Regions from separate parts of the Mus musculus genome. Here regions 2, 3 and 4 are each linked to region 1. A link is a loop called in an ENCODE intact Hi-C map of the cell type or tissue named here. Cell type or tissue: gastrocnemius. All regions are shown on one strand.

Evidence for each region. Hi-C counts contacts between places; a loop is a spot of excess contacts. Peaks named below come from ENCODE experiments on the same cell type or tissue, not always from the same donor. Only the 100,000 strongest peaks of a DNase experiment are listed, where the experiment ranks them.
Region 2: a loop joins it to region 1, with 2.1 times the contacts of the local background. A loop is called at or near these places in 2 of 42 quality-filtered maps.
Region 3: it touches region 1 in a loop (6-fold over the local background); 18 of 42 quality-filtered maps call a loop at or near these places.
Region 4: it touches region 1 in a loop (2.0-fold over the local background); 7 of 42 quality-filtered maps call a loop at or near these places.

What each region holds. Positions count from the first base shown.
Region 1 is chr4:95,859,171-95,867,170 of GRCm38, forward strand. All of the region lies in intron 14 of Fggy (FGGY carbohydrate kinase domain containing), which reads left to right. Among named protein-coding and RNA genes, the nearest start is that of Hook1, 100 kb to the right of the region's middle. In gastrocnemius, a CTCF peak has its summit at 3,919 (motif pointing left); DNase peaks (open chromatin) are centred at 2,881, 3,346, 3,906, 4,197 and 1 more place; H3K4me3 peaks cover 509 bases; H3K27ac peaks cover 5,040 bases.
Region 2 is chr4:95,640,298-95,648,297 of GRCm38, forward strand. The region is part of intron 5 of Fggy (FGGY carbohydrate kinase domain containing); the gene reads left to right. Among named protein-coding and RNA genes, the nearest start is that of Fggy, 87 kb to the left of the region's middle. In gastrocnemius, no CTCF peak of the experiment used is centred here; no DNase peak of the experiment used is centred here.
Region 3 is chr4:95,290,728-95,298,727 of GRCm38, forward strand. No RefSeq gene overlaps it. Among named protein-coding and RNA genes, the nearest start is that of Gm32240, 87 kb to the left of the region's middle. In gastrocnemius, a CTCF peak has its summit at 3,586 (motif pointing right); no DNase peak of the experiment used is centred here; H3K27ac peaks cover 498 bases.
Region 4 is chr4:95,552,584-95,560,583 of GRCm38, forward strand. It overlaps Fggy (FGGY carbohydrate kinase domain containing), which reads left to right and starts at 4,924. Exons shown (of 16, transcript NM_001113412.1): 1 at 4,924-5,008. Gm40206 (a long non-coding RNA gene) reads right to left here and starts at 4,783. Exons shown (of 2, transcript XR_867942.1): 1 at 4,236-4,783; 2 at 835-2,041. In gastrocnemius, a CTCF peak has its summit at 4,962; DNase peaks (open chromatin) are centred at 4,881 and 6,123; H3K4me3 peaks cover 1,886 bases; H3K27ac peaks cover 2,684 bases.

The sequences.
Region 1 (8,000 bases):
AAAGGGCCATCCTTGGGAAAGCTGAAATGAGACAGGAAAAGCCGAGGTGGTAGGAGAATGAATGAGGGGAACATACAAAGTGCACAACACTGCCTGGACTAGAGAGGGGAAGGAGGAGAGAGCACTTACACAGACTGGGAAAGCCATGATCGAAGTAACAGTGAAGACGATTTGCTTGCTTCAAATCTTGACTCTGCCATTTACTGTAGGTGAATTACTTAATTCCTCATGTTTTACACGTGTGAGTGTGACACACACACACACACACACACACACACACACACACATGCACACATAGCCTCATAACTCTTACCATAAGGGGTAGACATGTTCACACATATAAAGCAAAACAACTTTAATTGTTCCTTCTCTGTTAAAATTATAATAATTAGACAGTGAGATAATGGACCATCAAAAAAGCACCCTTACTGTCTTGAGGGCAAGAAAGTCCTACCAGTAAGATGCCATTTCAACAGAACATGTAGAGAGCTTTGTGCCCAGGGCCTTTGTATTCAAGATGATCCTAGAGTGGGATGCTAACTCTCTATGCATAGAAAAGCAGAGACTTAACTGGACAAATTACTCTCTGCTTTGTGCAGTATAATAAACTTTAGTAACAACTGCTAACATAACCCAGTCATGTGGAATTGTGGCAAGTATATGCTAAGTGTAGGAAGAGGGGAGGAAACAGAACTGGATTCATTGTAGCAGGCTAAGAGGAAATTAAGGGACACACCGAGAGAAAGTGGTCCTTGAACCACCTTGTTCCATTCTGGGTGATGGCCTGTCTATGGCTTGCTAAGTTGCTATGTGAGCAAACTTGGTAAGACACATTACATAATATCATCGAGCCTCAGTTCCTTTTTAACAAACCTTACTGAGTTGGTACAAATCTGAGAATGAAAGCCATTGAGCACACTGCCTGTTACTAGGAAAAATACTAATATTATTATTCTTTGCATTAATTCAACACTCCGGACAAACTCATCCAGATAGATCATATATTATTCTACTTTATAGAAAGAAATTAAAGCACAAGATTTTTGAAGGTTAGTAGTAGAACGAGGTTTTAAACTCAGGTGGCCTGACTTCAGACACACTAATATATCCCTCATGCCCCATGCTGTGGAAGATACCTATTCAGAGATGGCTGTGCTAGGGGTTGGAAATAAAGCAGATGTCCCTGCAGTCAGTAGTAAGGAAGACACTATTTCTTCTCATTGTTGGAAAGACTGGCAGGGCTGAGCCTACAGCTGTGGTAACAGTAACTCTTACCAGGTGGGGCAGGTGAGCAGGCAGCAGAGCTAATCCTGCGTCACTACCTCCCCTGCGGTAGCACTGCAGCCACTTATGCTGATCTTAGTGGTTTTGCTAAGAGAGAAGAAACAAGTTGTTTATTTGTAGGTCGCTGGTATCCGTATGACACTTAAGGATGATTATAATAAGTGAGTAAACATGCTACTAGAATAAAAATCACACGCCAAGTACTTACATCCTCATACTCAAAGCCTTCAGGTACCACAGCAGGCTATGTAAACGTGGGGAGAGCCTGGCTAGAGAAACTTACTAGAGAAGTGTTACTGGCAGACACTGAAACTCCAGCCATGGCCTGGTGAGAGCCCCAGGGAACATCTTTGGGATGTGGCAGTTTGTCTCTGACCTGGATTAAGGGGATTAGTTTGATGGAACATTACATCGTGAATGCAGATCTGGAAAGCATTTCAGGTCATGTGGTGTTTGGTCATGGCATTGAGAACACAAGCTACTTTTAGGAGATGGCATTTTTCCTGGGACCAAATTTTTAAAATTACCATTTCTTTACAAACTAACTTAGAAATCAGTTTCTTCATGGGTGTTTTATAGAAACAGAATTTATTTTGTCTCACCAGGTTGAAAGCTCAGCATGATAACAGAAACTTGTGGGGTTTCCAGGGGTGTCACTGAGCCTACAGATTGGTAGATGAATAGCATGCTACTTTGGCTGGTTGCTTCCTCAGCCAGTTTTCTAGCACAGTGACATTACTGGCTGGGGAGTGTAGGGCCTAAGAACTAAATCTCTTTACCAGTCTGGCACGAGAGGAGTGCTAACGTGAAGCACCGCATCAATCAAGAAGGGGAGCAGATGCTGAAGTGTATCAGATGTCAGTAAACAAGCCCACAGGAAGGTCCCTGAACTTGGCATCCTTCAAGCGAAAACACACTACAGCCTTCATGTCAGAGCTCTGAACTTTTATAAACTGCAGTAAGTGATATGTGTGGGTTTTTTCCCCCCTGGCTGGACAGCTGCTACTGTTCCACTTTCATTTGGAGATGATATGTTATATGTTCTAAGTGTTTTTAATCTGTAATTTTAAAGAATACATTTAGTGCTCAGAGTATTAGTGGTTGCCAGCCTGGAATTACAGTTTATCAAGTGTCTTTCCAGTGAGGAATTTTTTATTTTTCTCATCTAGTAACCCCTCTTTGTTTTTACTTTATACAGTATAATTCACCCAATAAATAGGACCGTAAATAGGAGCACAGATTCTGATATCATGCAAGACTAAGCTCAAGTCTCAGGTTCAGATTTCATAACTATGTATTGGGTAAATCCACTGGCCTTTCCAAACCTGTTTCCTTACTTCAAAGACTGAGATTCTGGAGTGTACACCTCATGTGGGGGTTGAGGAGATTAAGTGATGATATGTTCAAAATATTTGGCACAGTCACTGGCGTGAGTCATCCCTCAATGAAAAGGACAGATAGATGCAGAGTGGATGATAACTGTTAGCTGCCTGTGTTCAGTGTTAGTTCTCTACATGTATGATAAGTTCTGCTGGTGATGCTTGGGATCAAACCTAGAGCCTTGTGCCAAGCAAATGCTGTGCCACCAAGTTACTCCTAGAGCCTGGCCCTTGGCCAGTTTGCACTCAAGAGCACGTACCCAGCACTGCTCTGCTCGCTCCGTATTATATACCACCGGTTCCTTTGCCCCTGGACTGGCTGATAGGAGAAAACAAATTACTTAATCAAGTTCACACTTTGTACACAAGTTGGAATGTTTCTATCCCTAATTCCATGTTCTTTCTCCTGAAGAGAGCCAAGCATGAGAGCATGCCAAGTAGAATTTAGGTTAAAATTTAAAAAAGAAAGAAATCCCAGCCAGGTTCCTACCATCAAGGATCTGACAGTGAGTGAGATTTAAAAGCAATAACCAGAAACCAGAGTGGACCATTGCGTGATTGGCTGGCCTGCCAGTCATGGACAGAAGTAGGACCTCAAAGCATGGCTTCCACAGTGAGTGGGCATTGGAGGGTAAACGAACACGTTCATTTTAGACCAGGCGGGAGAGCAGTATGACGATTTGTAGAGGTGCCAGTGAGAGTGACAGAATGATGTCAGACGAGTTTAGTCTGGGGAAGGATTCCAAGCCCGCAATACTGGAGAGAACACTGGGTCTGTAAGGAGCACAGCCCACTGGCATTGGGGCTGGTAGAGCAGCCTCCTGTTTAAGAAAGCAAACAAAAGTTTAGAACTGATTATACCCCACCCCCAAATTAACAAGGTGAAGTGTAAATTAATCCCACCTGTGAATAGAAGGAAAAACAAAAGCACTTAAGCTTGTGAGAAACCGTGCAGTAGGAAGGGGGTGCCTTATCTAAAAGCTCCCAGAACACTAAGCTAACAGTTTGTTTCTCTAGAGCACATCTGTGGACAAGGTACGGTACTGCAAAACAGCACATGCTAAGATTTCAGCCTGGAGAAGGGACCTTCTGAGAGGCCAATGAAGGGGAGAGGTGCACAGCCTATCTTAGCTCAGTACAGAGCCTTCCTCATGGCCAGCTAGCACCTTGGTCTAGAGGAGCTTGTCCTTAGAACAGAGCTGAGGGGTTGCAGTTCTTCCCACTGTGGCCAGGCCAGTCTCACCTACTGCCATCTGCTGGAGTGGGACCTGGACAAGCCAATGAGATGACTGCAGATGCTAGAGGAGAAATTTACAAGCAGTCCTGAATTGGACATTTAAGCATGTGCTTCGCCTCCTAGGAAACAACAGACTGCTTTGTTTCTGATTCAGTGTAGTAGAATGGGGAGATGGGACTCTGTTTTCCAGGGCATCCTAAAACTGATAGCAGAAGAGGTTCATCCTGAACATACAGCTGATAATTGTAGTCTTGATTACTGACTGATTTAATCTCCAGAGCCATCCCGGTATCACTGGCACTTTGCCAACAATGGTAACCTGCAAACACAGTTGTTTCTCTGGGTCACAGGCAGTAAGAGGTGAAGCTCAGATAAGAATGCAAATACCCGCACTAGGCTTGGCTCGCCATGAAGTGCTGAAACCCACTTCTATAAATTTTCTCTGAGAGCACTGAGCATGTGCTGACCTCGCTAAACTGAGCTTCCAAAATAAAGTTCCAACTTTAATCAATCCTATCCAGTCTTTAGAGCTGGATAAGCATGCAATGAGCCAAAGCGGAGGTGAAACTCCTCAGGCATAGCCTCGATCTGGCTAAGAAGGGAAGCATTTATTACAGAGCACCAACCACTTAGAGAGCAGTGCTACTGTGGATGGACTCAGCCTGTTCTCCAGTCCACACCAACACCAGCTCTCCACTTTCCTTATGAGTCTCACTCTGATCTATATTGTATGCCAGTCACTGAATGACTCTGGTTGTGACCTGGACCAAGACTTGGTCTCCTCATCTTTACACTGTAAGGGTCAGACTTCACGTTTTTCACACATGTTAAGCAATGAAACCTCAGCAAAGCCAACATCTAAGAGAATGTACCATGTGTTTCCCACTTACCCCGTCACTCTTTTTATTCTTCCTCAGTATAGACCACCCTAGAAGGTCCCCGCTGAACACAAGGGCTGAGCCACATTGTTTAACAGGAAATAATGAATGAATTTTAGATACCTAAAGATGCATGATAAAATAATGACAAAGTAGCCTGACTATTAAGCAAGATAGACTGGAAAGCTGTCACCATGGGGCTGTGTACCTTCACAGCTGTCAAACTGACTCTCTAGTAGGGAGGTGCTTCCGTCTATCAGACAGTGTCTGGTGACTTGTTACAAAGAGACTCTCTGTCAGCTCTTGCAGGTAGAATTCTTCCCAGGATGCTTTTTGAGATTGGCTTTCTATCTGGGACTCTGACCTCTGGCTTCACTACCAGAGGAGACATCTGGGAAGAGCCATGGAACAGGTCCTCCCTGCCTTCACCATCATCCTTTGCTGATGGACGGAGGTTGGAATTAACAGTGTCAGCTTAATTCCTTCTCAGCACTTAAAGCTTTGAGATATCAGGACCCGACCCTGTGCTGGAACATCATGTAAGGTTTAATCCCACCCATGCCATTAGATTAATAGAGTCACTGGTAGATGTCCATTCCCTTCATGTTTGTCCTTGATAAAGACCCTTTATGTAAATGCCCCAAGAATAAGAATTTCGGTTAACTCATTTCCCTATCTCTAGTGTCTAACACAGCCAGACACAGACATGCTGCTTGGCAAATCCTTTTCATTCATTAAGCAAATAGCCCTAGGTATTTGGACAAGTAAAATCCTCATCACATCTACAATTGAGTGGGCAAGATGGTGAAACAATAAATGTAAATGCATATTATATCTTGGGTCAAGAGTTAAAAAGGAAAAGAACAGGTTTGATGGAAGAGCTAATTAGCATGATTGATAGCTGAATGACAATAAATGTCTTTGACTCCTAACTCTGAACCTGTCTCATTTGTTCTCTGAAAACAGTAATCATCGCTATTATGTTCATTGTTGCAACTGCTACTCCTGTTTCTTATGTATGCATTGCATTCTAAATTTTATGTTAGTGTTATATAAATTCATGAACTAACCTTGCCTAATAGGCCTCCTTATTTCAAATGAATGAGACAAGACCCAGAAATATTCTTCATATGATGAGATAGCTAGTGTCATAGATGGTGCTTGAACCAAAGCTGGTCACACAGTCTTCTGTTCTGAGAAAAGGGAATGTCTCCTGAACTCCTAAGTGACCACTGCAGGTTCAACCTGGATCCCAGTTTGAGAAGCCCCAAATCATATTATATGGCAAAAGCCTCATTCCATTAGATTAAAGGGCAAAATGAAAACAACCATAACAAAAACGAGTTGCTGGAGAGTATTAGGAAAATAAGGAAAATAATTTTGCCTTGGCCATCTCATGGTCACCTTCCAGCAGTAGTAAGCCATCACCATGGCAATGGGAGAAAAATTAATGTTGAATGTTGAGTCATTTTAAAAAGCCACATCAACAGCATACCGAGCTGATGCTGTAAGCTCTCTGCTACAGCTGGTCTGACAGTGCTAGAGGCATGGTGTCGAGCTCCATGCTGGAGGGACGAGGGGGGACTTAAGCTCAGCCTTGGAAGATTTAAGTCTGAGCCTTAACTGTATCCTGTGGACTTCAGCAAGTCTACTGACAAACATGAGAGGCGATCATATTAAGTCAGTATTACTATAGTAGCTTTCTGGAAGTCCGTTCAAACCTCCGTAAAATAGAACAGTGATATTTCATAACCATCGTCAGGAGGTTTGATATAATGAGGGATATGGAAGTGCTTAGTAAACTGTAATGTGATTAACATTTTCCAGCCAGGTTTGGAAGAACTCATGCTGGAGTGAGGTAGACAGGGCTGCTCTCTCTCCTTTGTCTTAGTAAAAAGCCCAAGGCTCAGATATTCAGAGCCTCAGCTTCCCAGCAACATTTCCTATTATAAATCTGCAACATGCCCTGCCTGATTTACACAATCTGGGCTCTCTTCATTCTCCCTGCACTTCAGTTTACCCCATGGAAAATGGGGATGACACCAGTGCTCTCTTAGTAAGGTGGGAGATGAGGCTTAAATGAGTCCTGGAAGGGCACAGAAAGGCTGGCTGCCTGGCAGGCCGCCATAAGTGTTAACAGCAGGGATGGCAGAGGAGAAGAGGAAGGAGCAGGAAGAACATTTGAAATGACATATGTATGTCAAGCTCAACACCTCCGTGGGGCACTGATGGCAGTACTCACACTCACCAGATGCTCTGGTGCCTTTTAGAGTGCTCCGATCAGTCACAGGCCCCTTTCTGTCTTCAGAGGAGTCTTGCCTACAGTGGCTTTGTATCAGACCCAGTTTTAGGCCTGCCTTTCTTTCTATGCTGTTTTAGGTAGGAAGAGAGAACCGGACCAAAGGCTTGATAGAAACAAGAGGAAGCTTTACTAATGAAACAAGTTCTCTACAAGTGATGATTTCCCAAACACTGCGCTCTGACATGTTAAAAGACAACACTGGGAAGCACTGGCCTGGACAGTACTCAAATTAACTATGTGATGGAAAATGCTCAAGTTAAATTAACTAAATATCTTCATAGTGCAAGTCCATCGAGATGTTAATATATAAATACGCTTCTGAACCTCCTGGATTGGGTGTCATACAGATGTAATGGTGCCCGATTTTACTTAACCAAAGAATTGGCATTTTGCTAGTCTTTTCTAAGGACAAAAGAGTGGTAGATGCTGTGTAAGCCAGCAGTTAAGGTCCTCAAAGGTGACAAGAGGTACCATAAAAAGAACTGGAAGATTTCTACTAGTCCTGTGTCTATTTAATGAAAAGAACAAGGAGTCTGTCTTGGCAGTAACTAATGTGTTAGATGGTAGAGAAACAGTAACAGGTAAGGCTGGTAGAATCACTGTCTCTCAGAGTTCTTGTGAGCATTCTGGAAAGAGAGAGATGTTGCAAGGTAAATTCAGTATAGAAAGAGAGCATGGAGAACCATATTCAAAGGGCTTTCTTGCTCCATTTACTGGGCCAGAGGAATAATCCAGAAGCACCTGGTTCTAAACTGAGACACAAAGAGATAGTCACAGCCATTTGGTGTGTAGTTTATGACCCACTTGCTCTTTTGTGGCCTTATTGGAACCTTCTCAGGCAGATTCAATGGCAGTGGTAAAGTGTGGTGGTGAAGACCACTGAGAGTCCACAGTTCGGGCCAGGAAGGCACTGGGTAAGG
Region 2 (8,000 bases), 220 kb before region 1:
TTCCCCACCAGGCCCATGCACTAAAGGCTTGAACCCTCATGTCTGACCCCTTTGAGAGATGATAGAACCTTTAAAGGGTTAACGCTGGTGGGAGGGAGGTGTTCAGGCCATCAGACTTCATCCTTAAAGGCAATGCTGACTGAGACTTTTGCCAATGTAGTTTTCCATTGTGCCCTCAAGGTGAGAAAGCTTGCTCTGCCATGCACTCCCACTGGGATGTCCTGCCTTGCAGCAGGCCCAAAGCAGTAGAGCAGGCTGATCAGATTGACATCTAAATCTGTGAGCCATGATAAATCTTTTCTCTATACCCTGTATCGTTTATCCCATGCGTCCGTCTCTTTATCTGAAGAGCTGACTGAGCCTCCCCTCCATTGTTCCTGTAGTTCTAGCCTTCTCACACGGCACTGTGGCACTGTGATCAGTCCTTGACATTTTTGCTCTGAAAGCTCAGAAACTCACTGGATTATTTATTATGTGCATGACACCTGTTAGATAACCTGGACCTGAGAGGAGAACCAGAGGAGGACCAGGGGTACAGACATATGTATGAAGTGTTTATGAAAATAGGAAAGCATCTTATATAACATATTCATGGAAAAATGGGACAGTCAGCAGAAAACTGTTGCACAATGGGAGGAAGTCAGCATGATAATCAATGTGGCACAAAAGGAACGCAGGATATCTCAAATGTGCACAGTGGCCTTGGGACTGATAACCATTGCCCTTTAGCAGGGGAAGAGTTGGATCCTCAGGGTTCAAAGTCACAATACCACCAAGGCCCTGGCCCCAGGCCATTAGAGACCTTGTCAAGCATGACCCTGGTTTTACACAAGATGCTCCTTTCTTCCTCCATTCATTTGTGCCTACAAAAAGCCTTGCTTGGCCAGGCTCCCAACAGTTAGAAGCTAAGAAATTTGGGAGGATAGCTTGGAAAGACTTGTTCTTTTTATATTTTTGTACTTAAAAGACATACTTTGCTCCAGAAAAGATATATGGTATATAGGTTACATACAATTACGTTTTTGCCATTGGTGTATTTTTCAATTTAAGAAATGCTTTGAAAGCCTGCCTAGTCTCCCAGTTAAGGTGACTATGGCATCTCCATTTCCCTGCTTTCAGTCATCGGATCAAGCAGAGAGTGTTTGGAAATAACTCCTTATGGGTATCATCCTTGCTAGTCTATAACATGGAGAGTGCAGGGATTACAAAGTTCTGTCCACAGTTGCTGCCATATTATTATGTGCCAAGCACACACCACACCTAAGGCTGTAAATATTAGAGTTAAACATTTCTTTTGCTTACCATGTGCTTGTAGTTAAGCTGGAGTTGTTTTTTGTTGTTGTTGTTGCTTTTTTTTTTTTACAAGACATACAATTAAAGGAAAATTAGGAACTTTCAAAGTAATAAAAATTATTGTAAGCTAAAGTTAATTTCTTATTAGAACAGTATAGTAAGTGAATTTAGTGTCGCTTTAAGTACACAGTCTCTATATAGTTTCTAGTTGTGTAAAGTTATGTCTCATAAACTCATGTGGACTTTCTGGCTCATCAAGAGCAGCTACATTCAGAATGAGCACTCTACAAAGCCAGACCATTTGTCCTTTACAGTGGTGTGTGTGTGTGTGTGTGTGTGTGTGTGTGTGTGTGTGTGTTTGTGTGTTTAAATGTTTTTAGGCACACACATCTTTGTCATTGTGTTATAGTTGACTCTAGTAATCAGTACAATGGCATGATATATGAAATTCTAGCCTGAGAGCTCACAGTTATATACAAGTTATAACATTTGGTTTGTGTAAGTATACTCTGATATTTGTTACCTAACAGTGCATTTTGCTGAATGCATTTTTATCATTAAATGATGCATGACTATATAGCAATAACCTTACTAGTTCATGCTAATAGTTACTTGTATTAATGTTCACTAGGCACAGATATATTTTAGATGTACTAATTACTTCAATTCCCAACATCTTTACTATTACTATCACATATATTCTTTAGATAGGAAAACTCAGTTTGAGTCTTAGAGATAGGATTTGAATCCCAGAATTTAAGGCTATTTACCTTTATGGTGTATGCTACCTCTCATTGGTACCCATTAATGTTTTTGTTTTCTTCAGTAGATTATGAAAGGAATCAAACAAAACAGTTTTCTAAGGTAAAGATTCATTATGTAAATAAACACTGTCAACCCAGTGTTCTCTTAAGTGTAGACCCACATCAGGCCCTGATAATCTGGTTGAAGATGTATTAGAAATGTAACCCAGACTACTGAATTAGAAGTGGGACAGACCAGGACAGCCTGGTCTACAAAGTGAGTTCCAGGACAGCCAGGGCTACAGAGAAACCCTGTCTCAAAAAACCAAAAAAAAAAAAAAAAAAAAAAAAAAAAAAAAAAAAAAAGAAGTGAGACAGAATGGTCTGTTTAGCAGATTCTCTGGGGTACTCTGATGTCATTAATGCTCGAGACCCACTGTTTAAACCTCAATTATTTTCTCTGGCAATTTCCTTTTTTTGTATTCTTATAAAGAGTTGCACGTTGAGGGAAGCTCACTGGGAGCTGTGTTACATTGTGTACTGAAATTGAGCTTTGTGGATAACTATGCTAAATTTCTGAGATAGCTTTCAAGTTTGGGGTATATCTGTTTTGATGGCTGTAGTTTGATTTGTTTCTACCATCTGGCTGATGGCTTTCAGGCTGATGGAGCTTATAAAGTAGAAGCCCTCCTCCATTCATGTCAGCTGTCTCAGGTTCCCCTCCTAGGTGGAGCTCGTCACTGCAGGGATTACAAGCGATATAGGGAATATATGCCAGGATATAGTGGAGATATACAGATCATCATGTTTCTCAGAGAAACCTCAGTCTGGTTGCCTGTTGGACTGTGCACAGGAAAGGCAAGAATTCCAGACTTCCACCTGGACTCAGAATGGGGTGCACATTCTGTACCCTTTGAAATTGACTATAGTGCAACAGTCTCTGCTTTGTCAAGTGGGAGGACCCTTCCCTACTCACAGTGGCATCGTGAGGGTTTATCAGATATGTGAGCGATACATATGTGGTGCTGGTATGTTGGAGGGAAATTAGAAGTGTTAGGTATAGCCACTAGCATCATTGTCAGAGAATATTTTAAGACATGGATTATAGATTTTCCATGAACTAAGGAATCTGGAATGCTCCAGAATGGCTCTTAGTTTAAAAAAAAATCTGGGGGGTACATTATCTGGGAAAACAAAGGTTCCAGTCTCAGTTCTTTATGTTTCAAATTTGCTTGTTTTCAGAAAGGTGATCTAATAATATCAGAATATTCACTCAACGTTTTCTCTGTTAAAGGGTTAATTGTTAAAAGTCTAGACCTAATGACTGAAAGTATTGATGCTTCTGTCAGAGGGATATGATATCTGACCTTCTATTTGTAAGGATCAATTATTGCATTGTATGATATTTGAGTCTGCACAAACTAACCTTAATTCCTCTGCTATTCCATTGCATTGTATACATACCATGGTTGCTGATATATGCGGTGGGATAGTATGATTTACTAAACTAAAAGCCAAGCAATATCAGATAAGAACACAGTGAGATTTCCTGAGTGCTAATGGCCACAGAAACAACTCAAATATTTGGTTATAGTAATGAGTTTGGGCAGAAAGTAGCCACAGAACATGGAGAAAAATACGAACAAATAGACCAAAGAAGATGCCACTGGAAGCAGAGGGTCTCTCAGGGAGGCATTTTCATGGATGCTTTAAACACTGGGAAGAGTGTGGGATTCATTGATGTCTGTTTGCTGATGCCACTCCTCTCCCCTCCCTTCGCAGGCTGACATTAATGGTGGGCCCTACACCACAAAAGAGCAGGGCGCTATTCCATGCCTGGCTTAAAAGAGTGCTCAACTTACAGAGCTCTGTTTTAATATTTTACCCTTGTCTTTGCTCATTCACAGAGAGAGCTTTAGCCTCAGCTCATCGAAGCCTCCAACTTCAAAGGGAGCTCATGCGTGTTTGACAACAGTGGCATCCATTTCACAAAGGCGTTGACCTTTGAATAGCATGCACTGAGGTCAGAGCTGTCAACTGTAAAAAAAAAAGAAAAACTCCATGCAGATCCAGGACTTGATACCTTTAAAAGCACATCTAAAGAATGGGGCCTTTCTAAATTTGTGCTTTTTTTCAGGAGTAATTTGTGGGAAAAGCCAGCAGCTGCTGTAGTTGGAGCAAGATAGAATGTAGGGGAATGGAGGGAGACTGGGCCTCGACTTACAGTGTGGTCATGTACCCTTTTATTGCAAGATTCACACGATGCTCTCAGCTATCCACATCAGCATTTTCCTCCAGCTGCAGTTAATTTTATCTCATTCTGATTGATCATGATTATTTGACTATAAAAGTTTTTAAAAAAGTGTAGGGGAGATGGCTCAGCAGTTAAAGCATTTGCTGGGAAAAAAGCAAGGGAACCAGAGTTTGGATCCCGGGACCCACATAAATGCCAAGTAGGCATGGTAGCATGCTTACAGTTCCAGCCAGAGAAGGCTGGGGAACCTGATCAAGCTGGATAGTGAAACTAGCTTTCTTGGTGGGCTCTGTGTTTTATTAATAGACCCTGCCTCAAAGAATAAGATGGAAAGTGATGAAGGGAAATTCTTGAGTTTTTCTTTGATATGTTTTATGTAGTTCTGATGTCCTTAAATGCTGTAGAAAAAAAATCTAGAAGTCTAGCTTGGTTTAAGCAGGATGTGGCTGGCAAATTAGCATTATACAATCTCCGGTATAATTGCTTCTGTTTCTGTAGAAGAGTAACAGTAATCGCGTACTCTACTTATACAGCCTGATCTTCTTAAGAATGCAAGGCAGTATCTCTTTCTGTATGAACTTCTGTTCTCCAAATATATCAATTCAGCATGAGATGCTGAATGTGGTTTCAAATTGCAGATGTGTTATCATGAGGGGTACATAAATGTGGTGGTGCTGTGGGAATCATAATATTGGAAGTACCTACATTTGGGATAAATGGGACACGTCAGACATCTAGTAGTTATTGACTAAGGGGCATCTGTGTCAACATTGTCTTGTCTAAAGAGAAGGGACAATAATAGTCAGTACTTACTGGGGTTATTGTGATGGCTGATTGTGTTAAAAACTCGTAGAACACTGACATAATAATGCTGCCACAAGCTGAACTCACAAGAAAGCCCTTGTGAGCTTTGTAATAACAGTAGCCTTTAAGACAGTTACTATTCCTTGAATAATGGCTTGTGACTTTGACACTATATAGGTTCCTTTATCTGAATTGTTTCTCACTTCTTGGTTTAACTTTCTAAGGTACCTTTGATATATCCATTTTGTAGATGATCAAGCTGAAGATTAGAGAAGAAACTAATTATAGTAGCAGAGTTAGACTGAGAGTCAAAACTAATTTGCTAAAGCTCTTCATTCCCTGCACAGACTCCTCAGAATGAGTTTTTATTAGCTGTAACAGGAATTACAATAGCACCTTGTAAGAATTACTTCCTGTCCTGACACTTACTGGGCACAGTGATATTGTCATCTCCAGCTATGCTTATGTGCAGCAGAAGTCTCCTTTCTCTATTATTCCTGTCTTGTGTGTACTATTAGAGGTATGAAGATAATTCTGAAGAAGGGATTCTTGCATTTCTGAGAACCTTAGACTCACACACATCATGTGGTATAGGACATACCTGCTTATCTGTGTGTATGTACACCTTCATTCACTCTATGAGAGTACGGATGAAAAGTCTGAATGCTTGTTAGAGTATACAGTTTTAACATCACTTTCTTTTCTTCTCTCTCTTCCTCTCTCCCCTCTACATCTCTCCTGTCTCATCATGGAACCTAACTATGTTCTCCAGGCTGGTGTTGAATGCCCAGGCTTAAGACCATAGTCTCAGCCTTCTAAGTAGTAGAGCTGACAGGCATACCTCATCATATCACTTCTAGCCATCGTTCTTCTTTATCATGTAGCTCAGGGAAGGATAACCTACAGCTCTTTATTACATGCTGAATGATGAGTGAAGTAGATCACCTGTATGAGTGCCATTGGTACATAGGACACAGCAGATGAAGGTAGGAATGTGACTGAAGGTGGGAAAATTCTTCCTTCATGTTAAAAAATGCTTAGAAATATGATAAGAAAGAACAAGGTCAAGCATCATAATCTTGCAAAGGGTTAAGTTAGCCTTGTGTGCTAATGTTCCTTGTCTTAGGGTTTCTATTGCGATAGATAGATAAATAGATAGATAGATAGATAGATAGATAGATAGATAGATAGATAGATAGAGGGATGGGTAGATGGGTAGATTGATAGAGATGATACTAAGTAAAAACAACTTTGGAAGAAATGCCCTTATTTTGTATTACGACTTGTAGTCCAGGGAAGTCAGGGCAGGGACTTGGAAGCAGGGATGGATGAGAGGCCATGGAGAAGTGTTATTTACTGCTGTGCTCCTTCAGGCCTGCACAGTCTGCTTTCTTAGGAACACTAGCCTGAGGAGGTCCGTGCCCACAGTGAGCTCTGCTGGCCCACATCAATTATCAACCAAGCAAGTGCTCCACAGGCTTGCAGACCAGTCAAACCAATCAGATAGTCTCGTTTTCTCATTTGGGAAGAGTCTTCCTTCTTTCCAAAAGACTCTAGCTTGTGTCCAGATGAAAAACCACTATCGGCGCATCTGCGGGGAAAGTTTTATTGTGCAGTTTTGGAGAGTATTTTCTGAACACATGAGCAAAGCACGGAATTCAGAACAAAGGGCCAAGAGCTAGATGTGTCTTAAGAACAAAGTCATCTCTTCTTATATTCTACCTCTGCTACTTCTCAGCCATCTGACAGTGAGTGTGCCTCCACTGGCCCAGCCATCATGTAGGCACTTTGTAGAGTTGTTTAATAAAGCAATAGCATCATTACATTTTTTTGTAGGAAGAATTGAGGAAGTTAAGGTGTGGCTATGCAAAAGACCTAGCACTAATCAACACTTACTGCTCAGACTTCCAGATAAGTTTTAGAGAATAGGAAGCAGATCTTTAAGGGTTTCCTAACATGGAGCTTGTAGACAAGAGAGCATCTCTGTGGCAACTGAGAAGAGAGCCGAGCTAGTCACTGGAGCCTGGAGTAAGAGGAATGGCAGCACCCTTCTTGGGTGCATATGTGAACATCCCAGAAGCTCAAGGAATAAGGAAGAGGCCTCTGTCTTAGTTGAGTTCTGAAGCATAGAGCAAGTCGTGGTGGTTCTACTTCTAGCAGAGAAAGCCGGGCATGGAAGTGCTGGACTCTGAGGCCTTCATCTTGGTGCTAGGATACAGACATCAGGATCTGATCCAGATTTCCATGTGCTACAGAGTCTGCATCTACTGGTTTTCTCTCGCTGTGTTTGGACAGTGCTTACCCTGCAGAATTAGGGGAGAACTAACTCATCCTAACAGTTGAGAAGTAAAACAAAGCAAAAGTTGCCAGTGTACTAAATGCTTTCAGTAGAATGTCAGATGTAGTTGTTTTGTTTTGATCTTTTTTTGGTGGTGGTTGTGGTAATAATATTAAGCACCTGTGTTCTTTCTCTCTCTCTTTCTTTCTTTCTTTCTTTCTTTCTTTCTTTCTTTCTTTCTTTCTTTCTTTCTTTCTTTCTTCCTTCCTTCCTTCCTTCCTTCCTTCCTTCCTTCCTTCCTTTCTTTCTTTCTTTCATTTCTCTGAACCATTCCAGGGAAGGTAGCATTTTTCCATACTGACTTGTACAAGACTGTGCCATACTGGGTATCTGCTCATCTCCAAACATCACACATTTTCCAAAGTCTGCTATATGTCCTGCTTTTAGGAGACCCTTAGAAGAAAACACATTCCATTCAGATATAAACACCAGAATGCAAGTCTAGAACTTTCTAGATTCTGCAAAAACAAAAGGTACCAAAGTAGTAGCCAGCTCTCCCAGAAGTCACAAAATAGGAAGTGTCCACGAGCTAGGACTTAAAGGATCAGCCAGTGTGTACTAGATGTTC
Region 3 (8,000 bases), 570 kb before region 1:
TTTTAGTTCAATGAAGAGGCAACAGAGGTAGAAAGATATCTGTTGGAAGTCTGATGCCATAGATCCAAGCTGAACCCCAGCTACCCACTAGCTCTATAACTCAGGCAAGTCACTGCTTTTTGGCTTGGTTTTCCTTCATCTCTATAATAGCCTTACATAGCTGATGTTGGAATGATGAATAAATCAGTCAGTGAAAGTCATTCACTGTGGCCTCTTGTATAGCGAGGGTACACTAGAACATGATGGACCACCCCCATATGGTGGGTATTGAATTCTGGGGTAGAAGCACGGGGTAGCAGACTGTGAAGTATCAATGGATGTGGTGTTGACTGTGATATGGTGTGATGCTGAAGACCACTTCAGAGTTCACCGTAGCCTGAATATCCAGCATTTATAATGGCCCAGCAGCTACAGTTGGAAAGAAGGAGATAGAATAAGGCTCAGGGCAACCAGAAGAGCAACCACCTCAGGCCATAATGGCTCTTTCCCAGCAAAGGTGAGCTAAGTGTTCGGTCAATTACAGATTTGCTGAATTTCTAACTACCAGATTCTGGGAACTCAAGGACAAACAAAAAGGCAAACGTCTCTCCTCTCTCTGGCTCAGAATTGGGAAAACAAGCCCAAACAATGACAAGCAGTGGAGTGATGAGCTAGAACATGTGACACAAACCTAGGATGGAGAGGAGAGGTTTCCTAATGGAGCCATCATCACAGCCAAAGTCAGAGCAAGAAATAAAGATTTCAAAATTAATGTGAGACTTGAATCCTAACCTCCCAGGGGGCTGTTTGCCCGTTTCCACCCTGACCAATAACATCTTGGGCTTTGTAGGAGTTTGTAGAACTTTCCCCACTTGGATGAAATACACAACTCAGCAGAAATTCATTGATGAATTCAATACAACATTAGTTGTGTGCTGCTATCTTTAAGGGCAATGGCTTCAAGTCCTTAGTGCATCAGAATCTTGCTTGTGGAAGGTGACCACTAGACCTAAACCTCTGAACTTCTAATTCAAGCAATGTAAGGAGGGGCCAGAGAATCCAGCATTTCAAGTTCCCAAGTGATATATTGAAAGAAACCTTTTAAAAAAGAAATTAAGGGCAGTTAAGTCAGCAAGGAATCGTATTTCCTGACCTTTCCTCTTCTCCTTTGTGATAATTAGCCAAGTGCATCAGATTGTGAAGTCAAGCTCTCACCAATGGAGTGAGATGTGGTCACCTATGTGAGAGATAAAGAACAGAAGTCATGTTATCAGTTATGCTTTCTAGACTTTTTTTTTTTAATAAAAAAATTCCTCCTATGCTTCATTCCCTTTGCGTGTTCCTTTGTGCAATACTTAGATCATTCCTTGTTTGTTTCTGACAATGTCCATGCTGTCTGCTGGTGAACTGCACTTTATGTCTTAGGGGAAGCAGTTCAGTTTCTGGAGGTGCTACTCAGGGCACAAGGTTGTTTCTAAATTTTCCTTAGTGTTTGTGGAGAGATGGAAGGTCTCAGTCTAGGCCGCTAGTGTCCTTCTAGGAAGGATCCTCTGACGACTCTGTTCTAAAACATTGATTATGTAAGCAAATCACGCAACCAAACCCTGCCTTAGTGTTTACGTTTTACTATATAAACACATTTAGATTTTTTTCTCTTTATTTTCTGAGGGGAAAATGAAAAGATTTTTTTTTTTTGCCAGATTCTGTGGTTTGAATGTTTGTGCCCCACCCCCCAATCCATATGTTGACATTTTAATTCTGTATGTGATGATATTAGAGCGTAGGCTTTTATGAGGTGACTAGATCATGGTAGAGGCCTCCTAAATAGGATATGTGCCATTATTAAAGAAACACAAATGGACTAATCATGCCTTCTTACCATGTGGGCACAGTGGTAACATGTCCTTATAAGAGATTGAATCTTGCCAGAGACTTCTCCAGATCTGTGAGGAATAGGCATTTCTTTTGTTGTTTTTTTGTTTTATGAGCCACCCAGTGTACTGTATACTGTTATTGCAGCCCAGATAGGCTCAGGCCCTTCTTGAAATCAACAAGCTACAAGCACACAGGATCAGTGTCCTCTTCAGTGGTTTTTCCCTCAGGTCTGTTTTCCTCAGGCATGTGGATCCCAAAGTCTGTACTAAACTTCAGCTGAGTCACATTTCATCACACCACATTAATGGCTCCTGGGCTGTGATGGATGAAATGTACAGTCTCGTATCCTGGAGTCAGAAGTCCAGGTCAACACTTCATTGAGATTATTGAGCCTCTTTATGCCTTCGAAGAATGATGGAGGGAGTGATAATCAAAAGCTCCACAGTTGTTGCCATTCCTCTGTGGCACTATGCCTCCAGGACACAGCTATAGGTGTTTAATAGCTTTTGTCTGGACCTTTGCAGTGCCATTCTAAGGGATTTCTCTGCCCCCAGGGGACCTTTCCAAATCTCCCTGAGAGAACCGGTGTAAGGCAAGAGTCTGATCATGCCCTTCTCCTTTCCTCGTGGAAAACTGACTTTACACTCAAGGGAGCAAGGACTGCACCTGGCAGGGACAGACAGACAGACATTCCATGTGAGGGCATGGGCAAGCAGGTGTGGCAGGGACCTTGATGAACTGGAGTTTGGCTGACTTACAGCATTCAAATTTGGAATTCTGGAGAACAGGCTCTGTCTTGGGACAGAGTTTTTAGCCTTTACTGCCAATAGACTTGGCCACAATATGAAACCTGAAGTTTTTTACTTTGGTTGATGAGGTTCAGCCTCCTTCTTGGTGTGCCCTGGTGACTTAATCCTATGACTGTCAAACTGCAGTTTTCCCACATTCTCATACTGGTCCTTGGCTCATTCCCCTTGATGAAACCTGGCACGCCTGATTTTGCTCGTCCTTTGCTGAAATGCTCCTCATTCCAGACTCTTCCCCCAGCTCACCTTCTCTGATCTCAGATGCATTTCCCCAGATGGACTGTGTATGTGTGTGCTGCCCCAATACTACCTGTCGCTCTCCTCATCATGATCAGTATCTGGTTGTAATTGTGGTTTTGTTGGTTTGTGTTTTGTTTTATTTTTCTCCACTTCCCCTGCTAAGATATATGTGCCAGAGACTCCAGAGACTAAGCGTTAACCATCTTTGTGCCTAGAATAAATGGAGTTTTCTATCATTGTTAAATGAAGAAGTGAGAAGGCAGGTGACCCTGTAGTAATGGTCAGGAATTTAACCAGTGCATGGTATAAAAATTGCTCCAATTATTTATACTGAAAAGTAGGGAGGGACTGCATCTCTTTCTCTCCATAACAGGAAAGGTTAGACCCAGTGGAAAGAAAAATTAAAGAGTAGTAATGTTACTTAATTAATTACTAAATTCTACTTTCCTTTTTGATGATTCAAACTTCTGGGCTTGGCCTGGTATATTGGCACACATCTTTAATACCAGCATTTGGGAAGCAAAGGCAGGGAATCTCTGAGTTCTAGACCAGCCTGGTCTAAATAGTGAAATCTTGTCTCAAAAAAAAAAAAATTGCTTCTGTGCTGTACTTAAACACTATCCCTCACTGTTGATTTGAATTCTCGAGAGTCTGTTTACCCAGTGGGATAGTTACCCACAGTTACTGTCACTAGATGGCGGACTTCCCTTTGATTGCTTATAGACAGGGGTTCTTCTTTGTCCTATTTAAGGTATGACACCCCCCACCCCCCACCCCCCCCCCGTAGGAAATTCAGCACCTTTCATGGATGGAATATCTACCTGAACTTAGAACAAAGTGCCACAAACTTGGGGACTGATAAACCGTAGCAACTGTCTCTTAAAGTTTAGGAAAATGGGAAGCCTAAGGTCAAGGTGTTGAAGATTCAGTGCTTGTCAGTGGCCTAGTTCTTCAAATATGAAGGCTTCTGGCCTTTTCCCCACTCACGGGAGTGGTAAAGAAGTGGTCTGGCACTTGCTAAAAGAAGAGCACTTGCTGTGGTTCAACTCTTTGTGTTTCATGTTGGTATTTGGTTTCTGATACAGGAATATTACCAGGTATGGCCTTTGGGAAGTCACTCGGTCAGCAGTGCTCCTTCCTTATAAAGGGGATTCTGACCCTCTAGAATGAAGCTCCAGTGGGCACTTAGCCCACTTTCGTCCTTTCTGCCATGTGAAGACGTAGTATCCATCCTTTCAAGAGGATGGAGCAAGGGACCATCTTAAAAGTCAAGATCGGTTTTCACCATACTCCACATCAGCTTGATTGTGGACATTCTAGCTTCCAGAATTGGGAGAAATAAATTTCTATTACTTATAGATAGTCTGGTCTGTAATACATTTTACAGCATCATATATGGACACAGGCACTAATCCTGCTCACAAAGGCTCCATCCTAATTGGATCTCAATGCCCCATCACTTTCTAATATTATCACCTTGGGTTGTAAAATTTTGACATGTGATATTGCATGGGAAGCAGAGAATTTAGAATAGATCAATGTCTGTGGGCATTTGAGTGTAGTGAATTTCTTCAAGCTTAAGTGGTACAGTTTTCAAGACCAAGACTAGATGAACAAGATCTACAAAGCTAAACAAAGATCTGCAGGCATAAATCGAGAGAGGGATAACTTGCTGCATCATGAAAGTATTCTGTTAAGCCAGGCGTGGTGGTGCACGCCTTTAATCCCAGTACATGGGAGGCAGAGGCAGGTGGATTTCTGAGTTTGAGGTCAGCATGGTCTACAGAGTGAGTTCCAGGGTTCCAGAGTTCCAGCCGGGGTTATACAGAGAATCCCTGTCTCAAAAACAAACAAACAAACAAACAAACAAACAAACAAAGTACAAACAAAAAAGTACCCTGTTGACTATCCTCCATCCATCCCCAACAGGGATCTTGTCAGTGACTTCATGGAAGCCATCTATAGAATGAAGCCTCATCTATAAAATGAAGAGGTCAAGCTACATGGACTATTAGGTTCTCTGGCTTAAAAACTGCCTTCTCTTCCCCAGTTCCTGTGATGGCTCATTCTTCTATATTTTCATCTACATTTCCCTTGTCCTACAGGGGGCCTGGCCATCGGTGATTAGCTTTCCTAACAAAACTTTACTCAACTCTCAAGGACTCCACCATATGTCGTTTAGCAAAAGCAGTCATGAAAGATCAACATAACATCTGGATCTTCTTGGAGAGACAAGCCTCACATTCCTACCCTCACTGCAAAATGGATTGGCCTTGACCTGGGGCCACACCAGGAAGAAGGCACGCTTTGGGGATAGGGGCCTCTTGGTAGCTGGTTGAAGTTGGTCATCACATGGTCCCGGAAGCCTGAGGAATGAGAGGTATTTGCCTTCCTGTAAATCTCTCAGAAGAGTTAGGATTATCTCAGGTCAAGCTGACAATGTGCGTCTTGATGGAAAAGGAACCTCAGGTTTAATAGTCATTTAGAAAAAGCCTATGCAATTTTGTTCCCTATGGTAGAGCTATAGTATCAGACAAATTTGAGGAGAGGGTAATGAAAATGAAGTTGAGAGCCCAGGCAGCATGGTTTTATGCGTAAGAGTGTATTCACTGATTAATGTTTTCACTGTCAATCGAAGGTATGTGGAGCCGACAGGGCTGGGCTCCTGTCTTGGCTCTCATCTCCCCAAGAGCATCTGCAAATTAAGATGAGATCCAGGAAGATGCAGTTAAATCTCAGGTCTGCTCCTTGAACCCAACTTATTTGTAATTCCAAGAATGGGAACTCTTCCCAAGGCAGCTCATTTCACTGTTGGGTGGCAAACACTGTCAGGGGTTTGGGGGTTTTGTTTGTTTGTTTAGTTGGTTGGTTTGTTTTTATGAATGGTGCCCTCGAATCGATCTCTTTAACACAGCCTCAATGTGCATTAGAATGAAGTCAATTTTTTGAAGATGTTTTCACATCCTTCCCAGGTAATCTACTCTCATATGGAACACATATTATGCTCTCAGCTCTTCCTTATACTGAAGGGTTTCTAGATACCCCACTCCTCTGGCTGTCCCGACTTCCCTTCCAGAATCATAGTGCCCCACTGTCTTTCACACAGAGTGGGGTCAGAAGTATACATGGTCATTCCACTGCTGAGAGCAGAGCGATCATCTGAACTTAAAGATGTCACTAGATAATGGAAGCTAGACGAGGAGCTTAGTTCTGCTGATCCTAGGCACCTGGGGTTGACAGAGCAGGCACTAATGGACAAAACATGCAGAGACACACTCTAAAGCACAGAAATGTTTTTCATGAAACTTACTATGTGCACAGTTTCCTCAAGGAGTCCACACACCACACAGCTGAATAAAGCAAGTTCACGTTCCATACAGAAACACTGGCCACCAAATACCTTAGATGTATTTGGGTGATTCGGTGGCTCTGTAACAATGAAAAACCCAAGCCTCAGGCAGCACAGTGTGAGGGATTTATGCCCTTGTGACTAACTTGTTTTCTTTTTTCTAATTAACACATATATGTATATATATACATATATATACATATATATGTGTGTGTGTGTGTATGTATGTGTATGTGTACGTGTACGTATATCATTAAAAAATATACCTTCAGGAAATGCATTCCTTTTTCCTGCTTTTCCTTAACATAATATTCTAGAACAATTATTCTTTATCTTTTCTTTCTTGTTCTGGTCTTATGATTCCCCCTTATCATGATACATGTTGCTCACATGCATGGTATAGGAATGAGGAAAGACAATTCTTAACTTATCCTAGCGGTTTCGGCTGCTACCTGTAAGTAACATTTTCTCAGTTTTGTGCAAAACCTTTATTCTAAATGGTTGGTTGTATCTTTGCAATATAGCCTGTCTTCTCCCATAGGGCATTCTAAAGATGTCTAAAATCTATCACCTCTCCATTCCTTGAATGATCTATCATAACTGGAATTCCTATAATCACTGCCCACCACAGCACTATGAAGCTTAACCCTACATTGAAAACATCTGTTTCATAAAATGAGAAAAGTAAAGTCAGTAGAGCAAAGGCTCTGAATTGAAGAGAGCAATTGTTACTCTTGCAGAGGACTGGGGTAAATACTGGCAAAGGTAAAGAAGACATGAAATCCTTGTTTTTAAATGATGCAAATATAAATTAATTTATCTACTATAGAAAACATCAAAAATTGTTCTATCAGGCTGGCAAGATGACTCAGCCAAACTGTAATGTTATATGCCACATAAGTGCAATTTGTACTTGTCAAACAATGGCAGGAAACATGGCAACATAAAGGCAGATGCTGAAGCAGTAGTTGGGAATTACATCCTGCACTGTAGGGAGACAAGGGAAGAAGGGAGAGAGGGAGAGGAGAGAGAAGAGAGGGGGAGGGAGGGGGAGAGAGCAGGATGGGGAGGGGAAGGGAGGGAGAGGAGAAGGGACAATGTATATCAATAAAATTAGGGAACATCAAAACAAAGGCTTGGCTTGCAAGTATATCCAGAATTCTAGAATCCTCCTCCTCCTCTTCCTCTTCCTCCTCCTCCTCGTCCTTCTTCTGTAAAATGCAGAGCTCTTGAGTGGCATGCACAATCCCAGCACCACCACCTCAGCCACCATCATCTCCTGCTGCAGGTGTTGCATTGACCTTGAACAGCTCCCCATTCTTATTCTCACATCTATTCACTCACAACTCTACAGAGTTTTTAGAGAGAGCCTGATCAACTTGATGAAATCCCTGCTGGGTTTCTCTCTCACATGAAACATTGTCCTTTCCACTGGCTTGAGTACCAACAAGACCTGCCTCCAGCTCTTCCTGAGCCTCCCCTCTAGTTCTTCTTCCTCCCCAAACTCTGCTATACTTCCTAGGTCTTGTTCACTGCCTCTAACACTTCCATACACTCTTACTTTGCAGTTGGTCCTTGCATTTCCTTCCCATGGCTGCCCTGGGACAGAATCTTCACAAGTAACTGTTTGGCTTACTTCATTTCCCTTATGACTCTGCCCACTTAAAAACTACAGAATCAGAGACATCTCTTCTGATCACTTTCTGCACAAATTACAACCTCATGTCTCCACTTCTTATGTGTGTGCACAA
Region 4 (8,000 bases), 310 kb before region 1:
TCACGGCCTGTCTAGTCTCAGGTTCTTTTGGGGAGGATCCAAGGGGACTTGGGGTAGGGAAAACTATAATTGGAATATATTGTATGAAAAGAAATATTTTCAATAAAAATTAAAAACCAAACTTAACAGATCACTTTATTTTTTATATAAAGTTTATAGAATATCTAAGACCCTTAAATATTTGTTATCCTGCTTTTAGGGCAATATATACAATAACTAAGGCATCTTTTAAGGCAGTAGTAGATATTTCTCAGTGAAAGAATACAATTTGAAATTGTATATATAATTATTTTCTGACCATTTTTGTTAATTCACCTTAAAATTTACCACCATATGACAAAGAATCCATCTTAGAAGTTGTTTAATTTTTATTAGCATTTAACACTTTTGCCACATCCAGTGTGGCTCCAAGGGATAGACCTGACTAGGGTGGCAAGAGAATGAAAAAAAAAGATAAATAGACAGAGACACAAAAAGTTGGGGATTGGGTGGTCTGGGCATTCAGATGGAGAAACAACAGCATCGCAGAAGCCAAGTACAAAAGGGTGGGGAATGTGGCAGGGGCACTGCTTCAGCCTCACTGCTAACATTTCTTGTCTTAGGATATTTCCTTATTTAAGTGATATATTTCCTTATTTAAGTGATATATTTCCTTATTTAAGTGATACTAAATGCTAAATAAAACTGTTCTGCTTCGACTACACTAAATATCTTCTTATTTGGGAACCTCTTGGAATTTCATGTTCTTGGATCTTGCATTCTGTTTCTTGCTTTGACACAGTATATGTATGGTTCTAGAACATTTCCTAGTGTTGAAAGTATACGTTTCTTGAATTTTTTCATTTGATTGTTAGGAAAGTTAGAGCAGCAAAGGGTTACATCTTACTTAGATTACTCAAGATTACATGCCCTGTGCATGTCCTGCCTGGGACCCCTATGTCCTGTTTACACTGCTGCTATGAACACTATGAGGAAAGGAGTATTTCCTATGAGCACAAATCATTGTCCATTATCTGCTCCTCTGTCATTTGCCCTCAAAGTACCATAGTGTTCTCTGACCACCACTGGGTCTTCAGGGCACTTTCATGGCTTCTTTGACTTCAAATCTCAAGTTCAGTGTCACACGCATGGGATACCTGTTCCAAGAGCGATTCTTTCACTTTGCCCATACCTCCACTTCCTTAGCAAGGAACGGTTTCAGGTTATGCGGTGCCACAGCACTTAGTTCCTATAGACTTCATGGTAGTTACTACATAGTTTTGAATTTCTTTGCTTTAAAATATGTGTTCTTAAGGAAAATTTAAATATATACATTTATATAAAGTAAACAAGGAATTTAATGAGCTTCTGTGTCCGCCATCCAAATCCAACAACTACCAGAATCTTTCCATTGCTAATTCTTACATCGTTCCTATTACCCCATACTTCCAGCTATGCTACATCTTGCTTTTTACATTAGATGTAAAATTGACACATACTGAAACATGTAATTTCAAATAGATGTGTTTATGAGACATGAACATCTATCAAGGCTTTCAACATTCTCACTGACTGGGATAGTTTCATCATGTCCATTCACAGTTTGGCTCAGTCACTTTCCCTCCGCAGGCCCCTCTAGGTCTTTTTCTTTTCTTCACCATAGTTTGTTTTGAATGTGTGAGATTATAACATCACAAGAATGCCGTCTTAGTATGTGAGTTCATCATTTCTTATAAATACTGTCACAAAGCTTTAGATCTCCTCTTTTCTACTTTCTTCCAGTACATTTTTTGATATTCATTCATGGCCTTATAATATCTTTTCACCATCCCCATCTTGTCTCTTTCACCAGTGTGAGGCTCACATCTTCCCAGCCCATCCCTAGGGTTGGACACATATCTGGTATTCTTACAAGAACTGTGAGTATGACGATACTATTGCCTTTCTTCAACCAAGATTCATGAAGGTATGGTGATGTCAAAGCACTTGATTGCCATATTTTCTGCTGTGTGGCATGATCCCACTGGAGTATGGAGCAATCATAGGAATTAAGAGATGAAACCTGGAGAATAAATGGTCATTTAAGACATAATTGGAATTCCTGGATGACTCTTATGAGTTTCAGTTTCTTCTTAAATCACCCAATTGTGTGAATCAATAAAAGTGGCTATTTGCTTCAACAAATTTGAGTTACAGTTTTTCAAGCAATGCAAAGAATTATTTATAATCCTTAATAATTTATAATCCTTATAATCTTACATCTTGATGTCATTATTTACAACTCCAGAGGCATTCAAACTATTCAAGGATATGGGAGCAATAAATATTTGAGAATATATGATCCAAGAGGAATTCTGGCCCATATGTTATGCAATAATGTCATTAATTTTTATGACAGACCTTAGCACTCAGATGCCACTATCATTTCTGAGTGTACTCTTTATTATCTTATATCTATATATTGCCATCAAATACTCAATGACTAATGAATGAAAACAATGAACATTTGCAAAAAGTGAACACATTCTTCTTTTCCCTGTAGAACATTTGTTAACAGAAATCTGTCATGTAAAGTAGATGAGGAATTGTTTACATTAACGATGTTATGTATTCATGTATGCCTATGCATACATCTGTTTATTTGTGTACATATGCTTTTCTGTATCTTTAAATTTATGTGCTTGTGTGCCTAAATATAATTATATGTATGATATATGAGGATGAAGTGGTAATGTAAGACTATACAAATATGGTCATACAAAGTGTGGTTGGCTACACATGTGGTTGTGTGATTTCTATCAGTGTGTCTATGTATATCTGTTTGTATCATGATTTAATTTGCAGCTGTGTGACTACATGTGTATAAGAGTGAGCATGACTTCATATGTATACATCTGTATACTCTACTGCTGTAATTTAGATATGCTTTGATCTAGTCTCCACAGGATTCATATGCTGGAAGCTTGGTCCCCAGTGTGGTGATGTTGACAAGTGGTAGAACATGTAAGTTGTGAGGACTTGTGGGAGGTAATTATGTCACTGGGAATACTGGGTTCCAATGGGATTGATGCTGGTTTCTTGGAGTGAGTTAGATTTTCAGAGAGCAGACTGTTAATGAAGAAAGGCAATCCCATGTGCTTGCTGCCTTCTGCATGGAGCCATTTCCTCTTCTGTTTTTCAGCCACATTGTGTCAGCTAGTATTTTATAAAGTACTCAAGATTTGTTATTTCTTTCCATAAATTGTAGCCTGAAAATGTACATTTCCCATAGTCCCTGAGGCAGCAGACACATTCCGTTCTGGGATAGGTTAAGGAAGAGCTGGGGCAATGCATAATAGGTATTAAGCATCCGACCGTTTGCACAACATTTCTGTGATGTAGTTTCAGATGGTTCTGTAGTAGAGGTCAGTCACCTGATTTCTAGTGCTAGTTGAGCTGTGGGGTCTTTTGGACTCAGCCTGGTCTGGTGTACACAGCATTAGGGACTCACTTTCTTTCACCGTGTTTCTTTCCTCTGTGTGCCTTTTATCCCAAGGTCCTTTTATTGTTTAAAATGGCTGCTGGAGGCCCAGCCACAACACTATTTTTGCTACTGGTCATATGCTATTTAAGAGGACTCAAATAAAAACTCAAATACAGCAAAGACGAGAAACAGCTATCCACAAAGGCCAACACACTAGTTTATGTTTAGCAACGAGGAGACCTTTCAGGTTCCCACCCAAGCCATAGACTGTGAGGCAACAGGCGCGTTGCATTTCTGGGATACATTAAGGAAGAGCTGAGCCAATGTAGCATGTGTATTAAGCATCCAAACTTTTGCAAAACATATACATGTCTGGTACTTAATTTGTTCTTCATAGTGCTCCGGAAAGAAAGACAACCAGGTCTTAATATTATAATTCCCGTTGTATGCTTGGTCCACATGACTAAGTAACAGATCTGAGACTGTGCAGACAATTTTTTGAATAGCTGGAAATGCAATCATAGTGTAGATCTTAACAGTTAGGTTCTTAACTGTCCGGATGCTGAGACCCTTTATAATAGTTCCTCAGGTTGTTGTGACCCAACCATAAAATTATATTTTTTGTTACTTCACATATCTACTTTTGCTATTGTTATGAATCATAATGTAAATATCTGATATAGGTCACCAAAGAAGGTTGAACACTGCTTGTGTAGAGGAAAATAAATCCAAACCAAGACCTCCAGGAGAGTGCAGGACTAATCCTGTGGCCTCAGCCTCACCGAGTTCTTACCTGGATGACGGAGAGAGATCGATCACTCGTTTACTCTCAGGTCATGTGGATACTAGTCTTAACATAATAAACACACTAGGTCTGACTAAGGAAGTCTCTGTTATCGAGAAGGGTTGGTTTTCGCAACCTTGGAATAGTCCCCAGGAAAAGAAAAAAGAAAAAAAAGAAAAAAAAAAAGCCAAACCGGTTTTGGACTCTCAGTATCTAGCGATGAGGGTACCGAGAGTCCATGTAGCTTACTGGTATGTCAACTTCTCAAAGGCAGGGGTCATCTATCTTTTAGATTTACGGTGTCGTCTCTACCTCAAAGCCTCGACCACAGCATAAAGTGTGAGAGTTCCTGAAAAGCACCAGGTATAAAGGGTTCAAGGAATTGAAGCCCATAGCAATCCTGGTGCTCAGCCGAGGGCGATTTAACAGGAAATATCCACCACATACTGTAGGTTGGCTAGGTTAGCTGGCGCTCAGAGGGGATTGCTTAGATTGAGCCGTCTCTGTTGCCTGGGCATCTTTAAAATCCAGGCAGCGAAAGGATTTTGAAATGCAAACCCAAGACTTACAGTACAGTGGGGAGGAGCAGGGCTCACAAGTACTGGCCATTCACGGTGCCCGTTTCAAAGGACCAATCAGGTTGCTCCTTACAAGGGTTGCTGGAGGGGCTGGACTGAAGCGGGCGGAGTCACAGCTTGTTTGGACCGCCCTGCTGGGTGCGGTGCGGCTGTGCATGGTGGCCTGCTGGCCTGCTAGCTAGAATGTGATTTCATATTGGACAAGTAAGTGACCCTCCCAGGGGTTCTTGCAGGCACGCAGGCTCTTAGCCAGCTCCCCCCAAAAGCTTCTCTAGCCTGCTAAATGTTTCCCTCCTTCACCTTTGGGTCTCACAGCCAGGCCACTGGTTGGCCTTTCAGTTTCTTGTGTATTCTGGGTGAGGTGTCTTGCCCAAGGGAGAGGCCTTTACTGCATCCCAATGACTGCCCTACAGATGTCTGGGGCCTAAGGCCCTATCTCTCTGAGTAGTGTACAGTTAATTAAATAAAGTGTTTTTTCTTTCTCCCAGAAAAGAGAATTTTGCAATGCACCCCCGCCCCGCACCCCAATTTGGGGACAATTCTCTAAACATTTTAAGTCGTTGATTTCAAGTTTGGCAATGTAAAAGCGTTTCAAGGCTGGTGCTGTTTAAGGCTATAGAAGCTGAGCATCTGGAGATAGTGTTTGGTGCGTACTTCAGTTTAAATGGGATAATGCCATCTGTCTTGTTACAGGGCTGCAGGCCAGGAAGGGTATAGGGGGATCTTTCCATGTTTATGAACTTCATGACCATTTCAGGATGGAGACACACACTGTGGGGGAACTCCTCTGTCACTGGTCCATTCACTGGAGCACTGCTTACATTTTAGCTCGAATTTCTTCTCCTAGTTAAAGGGCAAACTGTGGCCAAGTTTGACTCTTTTTTGATCAAGTGTGTGTGTGTCAATTCAAAAGGTCCCATTGGATTGTGCTTTTAGGGAGCAAATCCATAAGGAAGAATTAAAGTCTGAGTTTGTGGCTGGATTTGTAGATTTGTCTTTTGTTTCATTTTCTTGTCCTTTTTAAAGGGTTTCCCGTCTTTACTGTGAGCTATGTGAGTCCTGATGTTTCTCTTTTCTGTTGCTAGCTGGGGGTGCTGCTAGTCTGTCTTCTGGAGTCTCCTTCTAATGCAGCTGTCATGCTTGGTCTTGACTTAAAGGCTTCTGCCCTGGCTGTATGAATAAGAGCCCCAGAGGACTGCTCCTGACTGATGGGGTCTGGGGTGGAAAATAGGGGATGAGGAGGGCCTATGGATGATTTTTTTTGAGGGGGGGGGGTGGCTTAGGATTAGGAAGTCAAAGTTTGCAAGTAAGGAGGAGGGAATAACCCAGTTGGTGGAGCACTGTGTTTCTGGGAAGGGTGCCAGGTTCTTATCCAGGCTCTCATGAATTTTGCTGGGCTTTGTCTTCTGGAATTTAGTTCTTTTTCTATAACCTTTATCTAAAAACTACAGCCAATTATTAGCCTTTTTAAGGACGACGACGACAACAACAACAACAACAACAACAACAACACCAGGTTGGGGAAAGCCCCGTCTTTAAACTCCCAGCCAGAAGGGGAGTCTGACATAGTTCTTTGTCTGGATTGTGCCATAGAGATCATTTAACTCTTGAGATGATCGCAGGCAGAGAGGTGTTCTCAGCCAGGGTAGTTAGTAGCAGCCCCATGTAGTAGTGACTGACATACAATTAACTGTATATTTTAGATTCCATTTGCTGAGATTTTAAGCATTCCAGCATCATTGATGATAATGGGTTTTGATTTGTAATTTTCCTTTCTTGTATTTTCTGAGTTATATTTTCTGACTAATATTGGCCTTAAAGAATCAGTTAGGGAGTATTTTTACGCGTGTGCACGCATGCGCATGCACACACACACACACACACACACACACACACACACACACACACATTTTCTCTCTAGTGGTTAGTAGAACTCACTAGCAAAGTCATCTGGGCCTGAAGCTGTATGTGAGGAATGCCAGCGACAAAGCCATTTGATCTAAAAGCCTCCTTACACTTCCTGTTGCTATGAGAAACCCATGAGAAAATAACTTAAGGCAGGAGAAGTCATTTTGGCTCACGATTTCAGTTCACTATGGTAGGAACAACTCACATCATGGACAGCAGGGAGATGACTTTAGGTCTAAGATGTTTTTAGGTTTGTAGTAGAAGTTAGGATGGAAAATAATAGTATGGAACTCTGGACTCACCAAGACAGGATAGATAATAGAGTTAGATCTAATTGTTGCCAAACACAAATGGACTGAACATTGTGAATGTAATTCTTACATGATAGTTTTCATAATTGTTTCATAATTGTTTTTATAATGTATAGATTATCGTTGTAAGAAAAGGAGCCTTTTATTGGACTAATCAGAAACTAATGGGGAAACATTCTTTACAACACATTGGTTCCACAATACACAAGATGAAACTCAACAAAAGGGAGACTGGTGGGCTCTCGGTCCCTGTTTGATCACATCCTGCTATGAGATGGTGCCATTCACATCCAGCATGGATGGATCTTGTCTCCTAGTTAATCCTCTCTGGGAACAGTCACACAGATAACACAGATACACCAATAATGTGATTTATTAACTTCCCAGACAGTAAACATTTTACATTATTATCACCACAGGTTTATCCAGATTATGTTTTATTCTGCCTCTCCCAGCTTTAGTGGGGTATAACTAACCCTATCTATCTATCTATCTATCTATCTATCTATCTATCTATCTATCTATCTATCTATCTATCTAGTGTTATATCAGTGTAAATCATGTTTTTTATATGTGTATATAGACATGTATCATCTGACATAGTATTCGTTTTCCTTGGGGATGAATAATTTTAAATTCTGCTCTATGAACAAATTGCAAGAATATAATGCTAACTTTATCACATGTTTACATTGGATCTCCAGAAGATTTTCAGTTCATAACTGAAAGTATATAGTTGTTGACCAACATCACATGACCTCTGCCTCTCACCTGCTGGTAACTATCATTTTATTTTCTGTTTTACCTTAGAGGCTTTTAGATTCTACATGGTGGTGATATTACAGAATTCCCTTGCTGCTTGTATCTGCAGAGGATTTTTGTTCCAAGCCTTCTAGAGACCCAAAACTGTATTAGTGTTCAAGTTTTTTTTTTTTAATTTAGGATGTTATCCTTCAAGCAAAATAGCTGCCATCCTA